Regions from separate parts of the Homo sapiens genome. Here region 2 is linked to region 1. Evidence: read pairs that join two places in POLR2A ChIA-PET (ENCODE). Cell type or tissue: HepG2. All regions are shown on one strand. Links, peaks and the distances in the headings refer to the core of each region. The heading gives the core; the rest is flanking DNA.

Region 1 (8,719 bases), core at 359-8,358:
TGAATTCTTGGTAGAAGCTCTTTCAATTTTCTTTATGGTGATAATCAGAGACAAAGAATTTCCTTTGGAAAAGATCTCTAATAAAATTATGAATAAATCACTTGGACTGATCCCAAATGGAGAAATCAATTTGATTTGTAGAAGCTAAGCCCTTTAGATTCTTCTGCAACATTTTGGTAAACTCATTTTTTAAAAACAGCAGCACACCACAAGTTGGTCCTGTAAATCATGTAGATCACTAGATTTGGGAGACTAGAGGACTAGGAAAAAATGATGACAGTAATCCAGCAAATGTTTAATTTCTACCCCACCCCCAAAAGGAACAACTACCCTTTCAGAGCCAAGTCCTGACTTCAGGGCTGCCCACAGTCTTGCTCTCTGAAAGCCCTGTAGAAAATTAGAGGGGTGGAAGGCAATCATTTAAAATAGATCACATTCAGTTTTATTAAAAAACCAAAACAGCTGGGGTATTGATTTGCAAGCTCTGTAATGCCATTGGTATGCCCAACCTGGCCAAGATATTAAAAAGATATTTAAGGAAATGTCACTAAGTGTCTCAGGCACAAGTTTTGGCATATTCAACCAGCATTGTGGTGCTGTGGGTAATTCGTCTTCCTTTATGTTTTGCTATGCAGCACAGGGGGAGGGGACATTTACAAAATGATTTACTGTGACACATCCATTATAATGAAAGCATGTGCCGCTTGCCAGCACTCCTGGCCCATCTTCTCCCTCCCAGATGCTCGGCCATATGTCCCATGCTTGGCGTGAGCGACAGTTGTGTTGATAGAGAAGGAGTCCTGGGATCTCGGTGTTTTTAACAGAAATCCCAGAAAGCTCTGAGGTTGCTGGCTCAGGTAAGAAAAGCAGCAGGAAAGGGCCCATTGTTTGGGACTAAGTGTTTTTAAAGATGCTTCAGTGGTATAACCACAGGATGGAGTGAGATTTACTGTCTCCTCAAGGCCAGGAGGATTGCTGAGAGAGGAGCTCAAGCTTCACTTGGGGAGCTTTCCACTGTTGCTGGCTTCCCAGCTCAAGTTCTCTTTCCTTCCTCACCCCTCCGCAAGATAACTGGCTGCTCTCTGCTCTATCTTCCAGCAACAGCCCATTCCTCAGTTACCAGGACCTTGCATCCAAATTCGAGCGGCACGCATTACTGCTTCGTGAAAGCAGCTGCTACTTTGACCATGTGGATCTCCTGGCTCCCTAACTATTGCAACCCTAGCTTAATTGCCTCTGCTCCTGGAATAAAATCAGCACTTATTGAACACCTGCATATGGAAGACATCATGCTAGGCCCTGTGAAAGAAAGAAAGAAATTTGGTATACAGTTGGTTTTGCCTTGAAAAGTTTACCATCTAGTTGTGAATTAGTACTCCCATCTATGTCCTGGCAAACCTTGGACAAATTTCTTAACCTCTTTGCACCTTGATTTCTCCATCTGTAAAAGAGAGGATAATAGTATATAGGATTGATGTAAATCAATTAATATGTATAAAATGCTTAAACTAGTACATGACACATAATAATCACTCAGTAAATGTTAGCTAAATTTGGCCCCTAGTTGGAGGAAAGAAAGAGGGAAAAAAGAGGAATAAAATTAGATTTATGTGCTGTATCTTGTAATAAAATTTTATATATGTTCACTGAATTCTCACAATACCATGTAAGGTAGATATTACTGTTACTCTTTAATTTTTAGTAAATTGAGGCTCTGCTAGGTTAATACTTTGTCCAGGTGTTCAATGTTGACAAAGCTTACAGTCAAGGCCAAAACTACTTAGTGCCACAGCCCATGATTTTGAAAAGACAAATAATTTAAAATTTAAATAATGTTTACAAGACACTAGAGGTTGTCTAGCAAAGGTCAATCTCTGATTGATTTCCCAATAAATTGCATGAGAAGACATTGCCTAAGAGTTCACTTCGATATGGAGCTGGCAACCGCAGGGAGCTCTTCCCACCACTAGACCTGAATGAAGCATCGAGGAGCCATTCTTGGAAGCCAGGGAGGGGAGTGGAATGGAAAGGGCTGCCTGGCAGGAGCTGTATCTCTGGGTAGAGGGACACAGCCAACCTGCAGGAACCAGCAGAGAAGGGGCCAGGAACATACTCTGATCTTACCTCCTCCTTCCTCTCTCCTGCCAGTACTCTTGGGTAAGCAAGCCCTTTGCTGCTGTCTAAATAGGTCATCCTCCCTGGGCAGAGAACAGGATGGAAAAGAGTAGAGAGAGGACCTGGGGGTGCAAATGTAAGATATCCAACACAGGAAGTTTGTTATAAGATTAGATAACTTACATGGCACTGTGTCTGCTACACAGAAGATACTGACCACCTGATGGTTACTATTATTTCTTATTATTTGTCCTGCTTTGGTTGGCTTGGTATTTATGTGTCCAGTTCAGATCCTCTGGCCTCACCGCAAACAAAAGAGTTTTCTAATCCCTGTAGTAGCATGAGAAGTGACTCACTAAAAAGTCAATTAAGTTTCTTGTCTACAATCTTTTGCCTCTATTTTTTTTAAAGGAAGCTTTCAAATGGGGTTGGGGGTGGGGAACTTGGAAATCATTTTTTTAAACACAAGCTTTGTGATTTGTCTTATTGGAAGTTCTTAACAGAGGAAAGGGGCCTGTTTGTTTAGATTGCTATGCAACAGGAGGCATTGAGTAAATGGTTTCCCAGTTTTTATTATTTTAAACTTCACCCGGAGAAAATTGATCCAAGTTTAAGAAAGACAGGAGGAATGGAATATAGACTCTAATGTTTCCAAAATTCTAAATGGCACTGCAAATAATAGAACCCTAAAACAAACATTCACAAACAGAAAATTACCTTTGTATTTCTCACTTTCAAGGTAAAATCCGTAGAAAATATGTCTTCATCTATTCAAACAGAATTTTTTCCAGCTAATTTATACACTACATGCTAAATAATGACAGAAAGTTGAAAGTTTATCACTTTCTACCAAATATCAGCAAAAGGTTAAGTTGCTGTAGAATAATTACTTTTTATCTCCATTTTTCACCCACAACATGCAGAAAGCACAACTAGGCAGAAGCCATCATTGACCAAGAGGAAAGAGGGGCAGATGCCTCCTAAAATTCTTTCCCTATCTCAAACTCAGTCACCAGTTTTTACAAAAGCTTCACATTCCCCCATCGAGCTATTTTTCATTAGGCCAAGAGGTTTTGGGTTGATATTCATGTTGGTGCTGGCTCTATCAGGCTGGCAGGCTTAAGGCAGTTTCTGAATTTCCTGTTCAAGTTAGAGGGGAAAATGCACATGCGTCCAGTGCCCTGAACTTGGTGAAATCAGACATCTGGAAGCCAATGGTGGGGAAAGAGAGCAAAGGTTACAAGAAAAATAACACTCAGTAGCAACCAGCAAAACAAACTTTTGTCTGGAGCAACAAGAAGGCACAGCAAACACATCAGCCCATGTGGCACCAGCTCATCTTCTTAAAAACAGTGTCTTACTGCTTCTCCTAATGTCAGGAGTTCCAAAAACATAAAGAAGTAAATAAAAATAATTAAAATGCCTCTACCCAATAATTAAATGCCACTACCCTAACACTGTGATATATTTCCTTCTAGTTTTTTACACACACATATTCTATAGGTATATGTACATAAGTAAGATTGCAAAGAAATACGAAGGATATTTTAAAACTAAAAAACAGAATTATTTTATACTTGCAGTTTTATGTGTTGTATTTTAAGTCTACATTATTTTTACACATTTCCTTATATCATTACATATTGTCAGAATGGCTATTTTTTAAATTAGCTACGTAATAGTTCATCCTACAGATGTAGCATAATTTGACCAAGCTCTTGTTGTTGGCATTCACGCTGTTTCCAATTTTTTTACTGTTATGAATAATATTTTGAAGAATATCTTTGTAATTCTGCCTGCAGAATAAATTCCTAGAAGTGAAATTACTGGGTGAAAAGCACTCACTTAAAACATAAAGCCCAATCTGCCATCTAGAAAAGTTATGTCAAGCCTTGGTCTTGTGAGTAGTTTAGGAAAATATCTATTTTACTACACCCTATCGATCCTGAGAATTACCACCTTTAAAACTCTTGGCCTATTTGAGAGGTGGAAATGGTGTCTTAATATTTAAAATTTTTATTTTTCTTACTTAATAATAGTCTGAACATGTACTGACCATGCCAAATCAGTTTTTGTCATCTTTGAAAACATTGACTTCCTTTTGACTGGACTTTAAAGTGCCAGTTCCCGCAGAAAAGTCAACTTCCATGGACGTGTGAACACAGCCCTCTTAATATAAATATTACCAACTCCATATCAGTCTTAATTTTAATAATAACGCCAAACAATGGATTCTTTTCTGTCACGTTTTGCAATATAATCATGTCAGTTTTCAAAGGCTGGTACACCCTGGAATTACAAACACAGTCTGTGGCAAGAGATATTGGCAGCTCTCCAACCCAGAATGACAAGCAAGCATCCCTTCATTCTGAGCCCACAGGATGATGGTGCAGGGACAGGGGACCTAGTGACATGGGTATCCATTGGCAACCTGACACTCGTTGACCCCTCACATGTCAGAGTTCCTAACTTTCATGCCAAGGACCCCTCTGACAGGTGAGGTCTACAGATCCCTTCTTAGAATAATGCCTTTAACAGCTTAAAATAAATACATACATAGAATTATAAAATAATCCAATTATATTGAAATATGATTATCAAAACATTTATAAAAATCTGTGGTATAGTAATATAGGTGCTTATTAAGCACTATTTAACAAAATCTAGCAGCAGATCTAAAAACTACCATCACAGCAAAGTGATAAAAAAGGTAAAGATATTTCAAGATACCTGCAACAGCTAATACAATGTGAAAATGTTTATTTCTATTAGTGACAAAGTCCAAAGACTGCAAACACTGTTGTGGTTTGTTGCCTACATTCATAATGAAGGTAATGATGCATTTCAGTGAGAGTTCAGTAAAAGATGTAATTTTTTTTTCCTGTCCTGGAATGCCTGAGTTCTCTTCATGGACCCTAGGTTAATAACCCGTAGTCACATGAAGTGTTCTGAAAGTAGAAAGTTATGTAAATGCATTTATTTCCACCTCCTCCCACTACTAAGAAATGTTACATTTTCTCTGGGTCCTATTTTTTTTCTTTGCTCTAATTACTACCATTCTGGGAAGCTGTTGGAACAGTGCAGTAGGGTTGGCTACAGTGGAAGAGCTTAGTCAAAGTGTTGAAGTCACCATGTTAAAAATACCTTACTTGATGAAGTTGCAGACCTGTGCTCTCTGATCACGTGCCACACGTAGCACCATTATACCACGCTGTGATTTAACAACCCATGTCTGAGAGTCAGAAGCTCAGGGTTCTAGCTACAGCTTTGTCACTAAGCAGCTGTGTGACTGTGAAAAGGCCCCTTGACATTCCTGAGCCTTAGATTTTCATAACTAAAAAAAAAAAAAAAAATTGGAAAAGACCATCTCCCGTTTCAAGTTCTCACAATATTTGACTTTAAAACTTTGTAACTTCCATTGTATTTTGATGATGAGTGTATCCTTCCAGAAGAGTTCTTTAGCATCCAGAACAGACAGATAGGCTTACCTGTTGTCTAAAATAAAGTTTCAATCCCCTTTTTTGTCCCTGCCAGTCTCTCTTTTCCATTTTTCCCTCATCCTCTTTGTAAAACAAACGTGTTCTTTTCCTTAAAGCAACAGAACCTGAATTCTTCTGTTGGTTCTAAAGCAGAACTTAAAGTTTCTCTGGATCTTCTGTTTGTCACACGACTTCCCCAGTCACGTCTGAATGCCCAGGCCAGCCAGTGTCAATTTCAGTGTTGGTTCCAATGTTCCCAAATCTCCGCTCATAGAGCATTCTTCCTTCCTCTTTAGGTAAGCTTTCCTAGGTCTTAGGCAGGGATTTCTTAACTTTCTATGTGTTGCTTCACTGAACAAGGTAAAGTATTCTGTTCTCCTACTCACATAGAATTCACAGAGTAAATATTTCTCAGAGATTTTCCTTCCTAATCACGCAGCATTTTTAAACACTTGGCATTGTGCTCCGTTCAAGTTGTCGAGCCCAGATTCAGGGAGAGCCCAGAGCTTTTGGTGTCAGAGTGAACAGGAGTGCTGGGTGAATGAGGCGGCCTGGCAGGGACACCATAGGCCTGTTGGACCCTAAGAATACTGACAAGGCTGAAGAGAAAGACACAGAGGCAGCCTGCTCTTGGCAAGCCCAGGCAGGGTTCCCTTTGATGTGAAGTCTTGCTTGATATTGCTTTGTGTGTCTGCATTTGTCCTTGGCAGGCGGAAGGCAGTTCCTTTCCAACAATGAGGTGCCCTTGTGTATTGCTGCCATCCACCAAAACAGTGATGCATGCAAGCAGCTCCCAGGGTGATGAGGTAGGCAGAGTGAGGTTGAGGCTGGTGAAGGGGGTGGGGAGGACACTCAAGGAGAACCCAAGTGCCAAGGTGAAGATGTTAGCAAAGAAGCTGTGACAGGCCTGAAACTCTGCACCAGGGCTCTCAAAACATTTCACTGATTTCACCTTGAAGTAGGAACAATTTGAGAGGGATACAGAGTAATTAGGAGCAAAATGTTGAAAGTGATTTCTTTTGATTGAAATACAAAGAGGTTTAGAAATGCTGCCTGCAATTGCCTCAAGTTAGTCTGGGTCAAATACTAGCCTGTGAATGTTAATCATTACAGTTGGGTCTGTGGACATCATTAGTGCTGTTCTCTAAATATTTCCAGTTCCCCTTCCTCTCAAACACAAGGTAGATTGTATGTAATTCCTGGTCTCTTTGGTCAGAACCATGTGACTAGTTCTAGCCAATGAACAGAAGTGATGTGGGTCTCTTCCTGGCTGGAATATTGAATTATTGATGCAAGACGCTCCAGAACTCTTCCTCTCTGGAATGAGGGTCACTGGTATGGGGACTCTATTATGTCAAAGTCCTCCTGCCAACCCACATGGGAGAAGTAACATAAGCAAGAAATCAACATTTTTGGTTTAAAGCCACTGAGATTTGACTGTTGTTCATTATAGCAGCATAACCTAGATTATTGTTAACTGCTGCAGGCCCCAAAGACTCCTTTCCTTATCCAATTGCTCTCACAGAGATTAGATAGTGAAATGATCCTTGACTTCTTTGAGAAAGTACTCCTGCCTTATTTAAGCAAGGAGCTCTCACAGCCAGGGAATTTCTCCTAGGGAGTAGCACTGGAAGTCAACTGTCTGTGGTTGATTCTCAAAACCTCAAGCTTTGGGAAGCCCAAGATGTTGTAGATAAGAGCCATAATAGGTCCCAAGAAAGAAGCCAGAAGATGCTCGTTGAGTCTTGCTTAGCCTAAAAGAAGCCATGAGAGAAATTCACCAACAGACTGCGTTAAGTGTCTATTTGCATATATTTCTGGGGTCAGAGGTTGTAGTCCCTAAGCAGCTTTTAATGTAAGAGTGGAAAAAGTGAAAAAAGAAGAATATGGTTAGAGAAAACTCAGACTCTAAAGGACCTAGAAAGAATACTGGCTAAAAATCAGAAGAAACACAGTTTGTACTGAACAGAAAATAATTTGCAGCCCTGGTAAGGCACAGAAGAACGGACATTGATTGGCGCTTCCTGTGAGGAGCGTGAGAGCTGCAATTAATCCGGAAATGCTTCAGGGAGGTGTTGTTTTAAAGAACGACTTGACATTTAGAGGGAAAGATAGAATGGTGGGTCAGAAGAAGGACAGGCAATACAGCCTGCAGCCCTTCCTGGAAAAGGACTCAGATACAGGTCAAGGTGGCTTTACAAATGGTTTTTTTGTTTGTTTGTTTGTTTGTTTGTTTGTTTGTTTGTTTGTTTGTTTTGAGGCACAGTCTCACTTTGTCACCCAGGCTGGAATGCAGTGGCATGATCTTGGCTCACTGCAGCCTCTGCCTCCTGGGTTTAAGCAATTCTCATGCCTCAGCCTCCCCAGTAGCTGGGACTACAGGTGGGCGTCACCACACCTAGCTAATTTTTGTATTTTTAGTAGAGATGGGGTTTCACCATGTTGGCCAGGCTGGTCTCGAACTCCTGGCCTCAAGTGATCTGTCTGTCTCGGCCTCCCAAAGTGCTGGGATTACAAGTGTGAGCCACTGTACCTGGCCAGATCAAACTTCTATAATGACCATTTGTAAGCCAGTCATGGTGACTGACACCTGTAATCCCAGTTCTTTGGGAGGCCAAGGTGGGTGGATCACTTGAGGCCAGGAGTTTGAGACCAGCCTAGCCAACATGGTGAAACCCCATCTTTACTGAAAATACAAACAATTAGCCAGGTGTGGTGGCAGGCACCTGTAATCCCAGCTATTCGGGAGGCTGAGGCAGGAGAATCACTTGAATCCGGGAGGCAGGGGTTGCAGTGAGCCAAGATCGCGCCATTGCACTTCAGCCTAGGCAACAAGAGTGAATCTCTGTCTCAAAAAAAAAAAAAAAAGTTTGATCTGAGGGACTCAGTGGGGTGTTACATTTTCAGGTAAGTTGAGAAGAGAAAAGTCAGGTGGCCTGAGGTGGACTGATAAGAGAAAGAATTTTTAAAATAACTAATGCTGGCCGGGTATGGTGGCTCACACCTGTAATCCCAGCACTTTGGGAGGCTAAAGCAGGAGGATGATTTGAGACCAGGAGTTGTAGATCAGCCTGGGCAACATAGTGAGAGTCCATCTCTAAAACAGTAATAATCATAAATGAGCC
Region 2 (8,719 bases), core at 148-8,147, 170 kb after region 1:
AATGTTTTTAAAATTCACACAAAGCTCGTTAGATTCTTTTAACTCTGCCTGGCAACGCATTTGTGTCTTCTGGCATAGTTTTGGATAACACTCATGAACTCAACTCCATCTCTTTCATTAGAAAAGAGTATTGCTAAGTGCATGTACATGTCATATTAAGACATGATACACATTGCCTAGAAATGCTAAAACAGTCTTAATTCTTCGGCTTGATTTGCTTGTGTGTGTCACTCTAGGGAAATTTTCTAACAGTATCTTTTTGATGGTGTGTTCCAGAAATCTTTTTAAATAGTTACTTTTAGAACAGGAAGTTTTAAAATTTGTAGTACCATGTTTATAAAATAAATTTTTAAATAGTTCTGTAGCCATTTAAATTAATACATAAATGTAAATTGTGAGATGAGATAAACATGAAGGTTTAATCTTTCAAATAGTTTTCCAAATGTAGCCAGAATGTGAGTACTTTGGGGTATGCTTTATAGTTTCTCTTAGAAAAAGGAAAAATAGCACTCTGTTTAGAAATGTAATAAGAGTAGCTTTCAAAAGTATGATGATTTATTTCAAATAGCTAACTTTGAGCTGTCATGATGTTGATGTGAATGATATATATTATTTTTATCAGTGTAGGAAGGTTTGAGCTATATTTTTGATAATTTGAATATGATATTGAAAGGTTTATTTTGTTTCATAATAAAACCACCATAGAAGTTGCCTGTACATCATTTGTTGTTACAGCTAAATACTCCTTATATGTTTTCTTTTTTTAGATACCTGAAACTTTTAAGGTATCAGAAATGAGGCAAGTTGCGTATCTATGGTTTCTCATGGGTTGAAAATATTTATTTTCTCTCCTCCTTGGAGCCTGTTGTTCAGAGCCAAAGAAGTTAGTGGATATTTGTCTGTAGTGTGTTAATGCCAAAATATAATAAAATCAAAATATAATCAGATCAGCCATTCTTCACTGTAAGTTGGCCTCGTTGGTACTAAGGTGACAAGGCCAACCCAATGGAAACTGACTAGTGGCTTTCTTTTAACTTTTCAACTAGCTTATTAAATTTTCCATTGAGAGGAGCAATCATGGCTAACTTTATTAGTTTTAATAGTCTACACTTTCAGTTGGCAACTATCTACAGAATTACTGATAGGTATATCAGCTAATAAAGTATCATGAGACCGTTTATTCCAAATGGGTTGAAGATTTGTGTGTGTTAAGCTTTAAAAAATATTAAATATAACTTCTGACCTTGATTGTTCTGGAAATCACCAAATCACATTGTTCATTTTTACTATTATAAATTTAGGATTTTTTTTTTATTTTACTACTAATTTGGCAAATAGGTATTTGGCAGGGGTGATTCTCCTATTAAAGAGAGACATAGACTGGGCGCAGTGGCTCCCGCCTGTAATCCCAGCACTTTGGGAGGCTGAGGCAAGTGGATCACCTGAGGTCAGAAGTTCGAGACCAGCCTGGTCAACATGGTGAAACCCCATCTCTACTAAAAATACAAAAATTAGCTGGGTATGGTGGCACATGCCAGCTACTCGGGAGGCCAAGGCAGGAGAATTGCTTAAACCTGGGAAGCGGAGGTTGCAGTGAGCTGAGATTGCGCTATTGCACTCCAACCTGGGTGACAAGAGCGAAACTCCATCTCAAAAAGAAAAAGATATTTGGAAGTTTAAGGGACTGCAAGTCCCTAACGTTATCTTCTACATTATCTATTTATTTTGAGGCATAAATTTGTCTCGCTATTACTAGATAACAGATTTTAGGCTCCTATTTATGAAATGTTGGAAATCATTTTCAGTAGGGGCAGCTTTTAAGTGCCCATTTTCAGTAGACCTACCCTAAATAGCTGAATATCCCTAGTTTGATTTTGTCTAACTAGAAAGACAAGAATCTCCTTTTTTCCTCAGGAATCTTTCAGTTTAGCAGAATATCTTTTAATCAAAATGTAAGTAACTAATATACCTTTCTCATATTGACTTAAAGTTCTCTAATGGCCCCTTTGTTTCCTTCCATATTTAAATTAGAATTGGCAAATTAATAGACTTTTCACCAAGCAGCCTGCCTCTGCCTATATTTAGATATTTCTCCTTCCATTTATATCCAGTGCTTTACTCAGTTATTGTACTAAAATTGAAGCTACCCTCAAGTCTTCCTTTCCCTTTTTCTGTAGGTGCCATCATGGTTTCTGTCTTCTCTGTTTGCCATTTGCAGAGCCCTCAGGGAATCAATCAGCTGAACCATCTTCAAATGTAGGGACAGTAGATACTGATAACGCAAAAATAATCCAACCCTTTCTGCAGTAGCCCAAACTGTTTTGAGTTGACTCTTTATTAAAATAAATACTATAACTTACATAGTTAGCTTTCTGGGAGATTATCTTACTATGGAGGAGTTAATTTTTCCTGAGATCCTAAGCCTACTGGCATTTGAGAATAGTAACTTTAAAATTTGACTTCCTATTTTCTAAAGAACAGTTTTCCAAAGTTAATACTTGGCATTGCTTTGTTAAATTGGCAGAATTAGTTTAGAAACCTATCCTGATGATCACTGGGGAGCGGCAAGCAGGTTCTCATTGGGAGTCCTTTGTTTACAAAAGCTCAGCGTAAGGGTTTATAGCAAACAATTTTACCCTCTTCTAAATACCAGGTCACTAAAGTAAAGGAGTACTAAGGGGAAGAAACTTCAGCTAGACTAAAGGAAGAAATCAGGTAGCTTGTAAGGCTTTAACCTCATCGATAAGCACTTGCAGGGCTTTTGTCTTCATTAAGAAATGCATAAATGTACTTAAAACAAGTGAGAGAACAGTTGCTAGGTGTACATCCCCTTGAGTCTGCTTGTCTGTCCTTATGATAGCACCAGTATTTAGAGAGAAGTTAATAAGGAAAGTAGTAGACATGGGTTATTAACTTAAAATGAAAGTCTAGTAAGTTTATCCTAAATTTTTTTACTAGATAATTGATGATCTCTCAAATTGTTTTCTACAGTGATTATTCACTTATTACCTCTAATTTTAAAATTATTGGATAAAAAAAGTCTTCTTATTTAAATAGCCTCAAGTATTTTGTGTAGGGAACGCCTTCCAGTATTTCCTATCATTGTTTCCTATGAGATTTTTTTTTGAAGCTAGGAATAAATTAGAACTAAGCTGTTTATGTCATAAATACCATTGGTACCATATGAGACAATTTATTTTGTTTTGCTCATCTCTAAGAATCTTGGGTCCATCATTAACATCCACCAGTACTTGTTATCCCAAATGGTAAAACTCAAGTTATGCAACTTAGCTGATCTAGTTTTTGAATGCTTGGTGATAGGACTTGTAAAATTTTTTTATTGAAGTATAATTTGTATCGGAAAAGTGCACCATTCATAAATGTATAGCTCAAATTGAACACACCTGTGTGGGCAGCACCCAGATCAATACATAGAATATTATAAGCCCCTTTCATGTCCTCTTCATGCCCCCCATCAGTCACTTCCCCTCCCAATCCTAATTTCTAATGTGTTATATATGTAGGACCATACACTATGTGTTTTGTGTCTGACCTCTTTCATCCAGTATTGTATTTGAGATTCATCTGTATGGTTCTGCATAGTTGTAGATGTGGACTATATAATTTTAAAGAATCACTCAAGTAGCTTATTTGTTGGAGATTGGTATTGGTTAAATGTTCTCTCCTAGTGATTATGCATAAGTATCTTGAGGATATGTACCTGAACCATTTTGTGACCAACCCCAATATATTCCTTACTAATTTGTACCTAGTACTTACATAATTTATTATCTGATTATATTTCAACCTGTTCCACTAAAAGACATCTAGTAGAGGATAGTACAAGAAGCTAAAAATTATAGCATAGCTTTTTAATGATTGTCACCTTTTATTCTTCCTCCCTCCCTCCCTCTTTCCTTACTTCATTTCCTCCTTCCTTTCTTCTTCTCTTCCTCTCCTTCCTTCCTTTTATTTTACTTTTTAATCTGAAATATTTTAGATTTAAAGTTGCAAAAATAGTGCTGAGGCTTCTTGTATGTCCTTTACCTAGCCTCCCTTAATGTTAACATGTTGTACAACCTTAGTACAATTATCAAAGTTAGGAAGTTAACATTGATAGAATACTATTAACTAAACTACAGATCTTATTTTAATTTTACCAAGTTTTCCACTTTTGTAAGTGTCCTTTTTCTGTTCCAGGATCCAATTCAGGATTCCACATTGTGTTTAGTCATTGTGTCTTCCATTTTAATTTGTAACATAGCACTGTTCCTTTATTGAACATAGGGAGTAGCAAGTCTGGTCTTATTGGTGTGGAGAGTCAGTTAACTAAGATTGCCTACAAATTTCCACCTTTTCTGCAGTGCTTACTACAGTTGCTATTCTCACAGGACTCTTTCGTATCACATATATAAATGTTTTCATCAGTAGTTTAGTTTGTAGTTCTTAAGTGGGGGATGGGGCAGGCCCAGGGTAGGAGGGGCAGGTAATCACTGGTACTTAGAGGATGAAAGCTTTATATATTCCCTCTAAAACTCATTTTTGGATCCCTGATTTAGATGGAAACCTCAGGGCGTGGTTATGTTCAGATGACATTAAATCAAGGAAGTGATAGCCATTGTGAATGACAGCATTTATAAATTTAACTGAAACAAATACAGAAATCAAGAAATTGGAAGAATTTATATGTAAATTCAGGGAGGTTGAAACCTAGGTTGACTGGGTATAGTAAAAAAAAAAAAAAACATACTTAGATATGTGTGTTAATGGCATTTTGTAGTATTGGTTAGCAAGTGACAGTGCTGCCACAAAAACTAATGTGATTTTAGGTGATGTTGAAATGATGGTGACTAATCTGTTGTACTCCATTTCTACAGAACAGTTGTTCTAAATACAAAACTAACTAGAAAACCAAATTTCTTTATACTCTATTTGCATATCCAGGGGTATTTCAACAGGCAGGCCTGAGCGAGCTTACTGAAAAGTAAACAGATCCCTTGGGAAATGGTCTTGCCATCACTAGAAATAATACAACTATCTTCCTGTCTGTTAACCAGGGATGCTGATTTTAAGTGAAATTTAATTTTAGTTACATTTAAAATGCCTACTCTGGAGTTTTATTTCCCCAACTTTTCTAAATGGAAGTACAAGCATTGGAATTGAACTCCTTTACTTCTGTTTCGTCATTATTGGCTGTGATTATCAGTAAACCTTAAAGAGCTGTGTATTTGCTTAAGGAATGGAAGGGTAGTAAACTATTCTGCTTTTTTAGGGAAGAATTCCATGTCAGAGGCAGTAAATGTTGATCTGAATAGAGAAACCAATGGAGCTTCCCTCAGAAGAAAATGAGTGACAGTAAGCTTATTTGGAAATGAGAATTGCCATAGGAGTGGTGGTAAATGAAGCCCCACAAATAACTAGGCACCAGTTATCACCATGCTGATGATTTCAGCAGCATCTTAAAAACTAGTGAATTCTTCCTACCCAGGTGCCAAGGGGAGGTAGAGTAACTCATGGAGAAAAATAACTACACATTACAGACTGACTGGCAGAATTTAAGGTTAACTTCATTTAGAAATCATGGACTATATATATAAATGGGCATCAGTCTAGGTCATAGTCATAGGACTGTAGGGAAAACCAGGTCTCCAAGTTTTTAAAAGCCACATGCTTGGTTATGAAATTGATGCTCTCAAAATATAATTCAAATTCTTGTTGATCTGGAAATAAGAATAGTGTGTGGGAAAGAAAGAAATTGTATGTAGAGTGTAGTGAAGGTAGGTCATTGGGATTTTAATGGAAGATGAAAGAAGCCACTTAAAACTGTTTGAAACTCATGCCTATGGTGTTCTGTAAAGCTACTTGGGAAGTTCAGTAAAGTATTAGATGCCTGGTCATATTATAAAGTAGTCTCTTTAACAATACGTGTTTGTCCCCAATTATAGTTACTTGCTATTTAAGGCATTTTCCTGTTACCATCTTCAGTGGTCTTAGATCACCTTTTCCAACCAAAAGATTCTAAAGCCTTAAAAATCTCACTTTTTTAGAGTAACTCAGAATGAAGCTGAGGGAAAATACCAGGAACGTTTGCAATTACCTGACTCAGCAAAAGTTTGTTCTCCTATAATTAAATACTAGAAGAAACAATAAGATTTAGTAACTGCTTTCAGTGAGCTTGGTCTTAATATGGAAAATGGTAAATACATTATCACATGATTGAAAGTAATAACTCATATAAAATGTAAGCACTTCATATCTCTCAAGTACAGCTGGAGGGATTGGTCAAAGCTTCTTCAGGAGGTGGCTTTTGAGTTGGAAACTGAAAGGTGGGTAGAATTTGGTCAAGCAGAATTAAAGAACTGAGGGGAAGGGAACATTCCAGTTAGAGGAAATATTGTGCACCACTATGGAAGTACTGGCCTTATATGATAAGGATAAAGTTAAATTTGGTAGGTGTATAACATTTGAAGACAGGAGAGGAGAGCAGTTAGATTAGAGACAGAGATTCTAGAAAGGTACTGAAGCCTGAATTAGGCAATGGGGATGAGATAGGAATTACAGGATTTTACAACTGATTGGTCATGATAGGGGAGCAGTCAAACTTGACTCCAAAGTGCCAAACCTAATTGACTGAGGGAATGCTGGTACTGTTAGAAAGTATTAGTGAAAGAATTAGTTTGGGAAGGAGAAAGTAGTGATGAGGTTTTTGTTTTTAGCTGTTTTTTGGATGAGTTGATAAGCTGGTACAAAGTCAAGGTGAAAATATTTGGGGTGCAGCTGAGGCTGCAGACTTGCAGGTTGGTATAGAAATTAAAGCTAGTTGAGATTTAAGAATGTTTTATTAGAGTTCAAGCTTTAGGAAAGGCCAAGATTGCCAAGGATTAGAGTAGGGTAAAGGGTCAAGCCAGGACCTTAGGCAATACCACCTGCATTTAGATAACAGAAGGAAGTCTGAAGAGGATGATTGGTTTTAGAGATTAGACCATTCTGAGGATATTATTTTCTAATCAAAAAGAAGAGAAAGGTCTGAATCTTTAATTTGAAATAATTTCAAATTTACAGAAAAATTACAAGAATAGTACAAAGAACTCAATCTTCTTACCAAGATTCAGTGTTTGTTAACATTTTGTCATATTTGCTTTATCATCCTAACATATTATTTTAGGAACCACTAACAAGGTGAAACCCCATCTCTACTAAAAATACAAAAATTAGCCAGGCGTGGTGGCAGGCACCTATAGTCCCAGCTACTCGGGAGGCTGAGGCAAGAGAATAGCGTGAACTCAGGAGGCAGAGCTTGCAGTGAGCCGAGATCGCGCCACTGCACTCCAGCCTGGGTGACAGAGTGAGGCTCTGTCTCAAAAAAAAAAAAAAAAAAAAAAAAAAAGAGTAGATAGGAAATACCATATCCATTTAACTTCAGATACTTCAGCTTATGTTTCCTAAGAAGATTATTCTCTTACCAACAATATAATTACCAAATTCAGGGTATCTTATATTAATGTGCTATTATCAAATATGAATATACAGTGCATATTCAGATTTTGTCAGTTATTACAATAATGTCCTTCATAACCATTTTTTAACCTGTTCGAAGAGCCAGTATAGGTTCACCAATTATACTTAATTAAACAGTTGTCTTTTTCCCTTCCTGTCTTGTTTGAATATGTAAGTACTTGTGTTAGTCACCTAAAGGATTATTTAAAATTTAAATATTTAATAAAAAATGCAGTATTAATGTTTTTGGATAAAATACTAGGAAAAAAATGTACTTGCTTAGCTAGTTTGTACTATTGGGAGTATTCGAAAGGCAAGGGAGTACTGCCTAAAATCCAGCTGAAACGACTACTAGAGTTGGTGAAGTTTTATAAGGGGAGGTCTTTTATTGCTCAGAGTTGGGTGGTGGGTGGCAAGAGTAGGAGAACATTTGGATATTAATGTGTCCCTTAGAAATTGAAGTATATTCATGTACTTCCCTTTCTGTACTGTGATTTTTATATGTATGTATTAAATTGGGCTTTTAATTATTTTGAGTTGGAAAAAATAGTGTAATTTGAAGACATTTTACATCACCACTTGGGTTTGCAAATTATGTATTGCTATCCTGTATATACTGTTGTATCCTCTTAGTTTTATTCTGGTAGTTGTGTTAGGTGGCTTGTCTGCTGCGAGATTTTTAACCACAAATCTAAATCTCATTATTCGAAGTGGTGTTTCACTGGACCCTAAACATCTCTTCTCTTAGCTTTTCTATGGCTAGCTGAAGTGGGACACTAAACATTCTGACATCTGTTTTCGACACATTACCAGGTTTCAGAATTGGCAAAGAGAAATTATTTCTTAACTGCTCACCCACCATTATATATGCTTTCCACCCATATGTTTACCACCTTCCTCTTTAGTAAATTTAATATGTTATTTAATAAATTTCTAAACCTAAGTCACCCCAGCCTATTTTGAGATGTTTTGATAATTATTTTCAGGTGAAATTTTAGAAACAGTTTTGAAAAAGGTGGGAATAGCTGGTAAGGTCTCTTTATTATTTATTTATTTATTCATTTATTCAATTCTTTTTTTTTCTTTTCACCAAATAGATTTTAGGTAAACCAAGGCTTTGAATAGAACAGAAAAGTGTATGTATGTTTGTACATGTGAACTAATTCGCCAAATTCGATGTATTTTTTTCTACCGAATCTAAAATTCTATTGAAGAGCTTTTT

Evidence for each region. Peaks named below come from ENCODE experiments on the same cell type or tissue, not always from the same donor. Only the 100,000 strongest peaks of a DNase experiment are listed, where the experiment ranks them.
Region 2: POLR2A ChIA-PET joins it to region 1 with 5 read pairs; 6 of 35 experiments call an interaction of 5 or more read pairs at or near these places.

What each region holds. Positions count from the first base shown.
Region 1 is chr3:150,249,345-150,258,063 of GRCh38, forward strand. No RefSeq gene overlaps it. Among named protein-coding and RNA genes, the nearest start is that of LINC01213, 15 kb to the left of the region's middle. In HepG2, for the core only: no CTCF peak of the experiment used is centred there; a DNase peak (open chromatin) is centred at 4,447.
Region 2 is chr3:150,423,865-150,432,583 of GRCh38, forward strand. The region is part of intron 1 of TSC22D2 (TSC22 domain family member 2); the gene reads left to right. Among named protein-coding and RNA genes, the nearest start is that of TSC22D2, 20 kb to the left of the region's middle. In HepG2, for the core only: no CTCF peak of the experiment used is centred there; no DNase peak of the experiment used is centred there.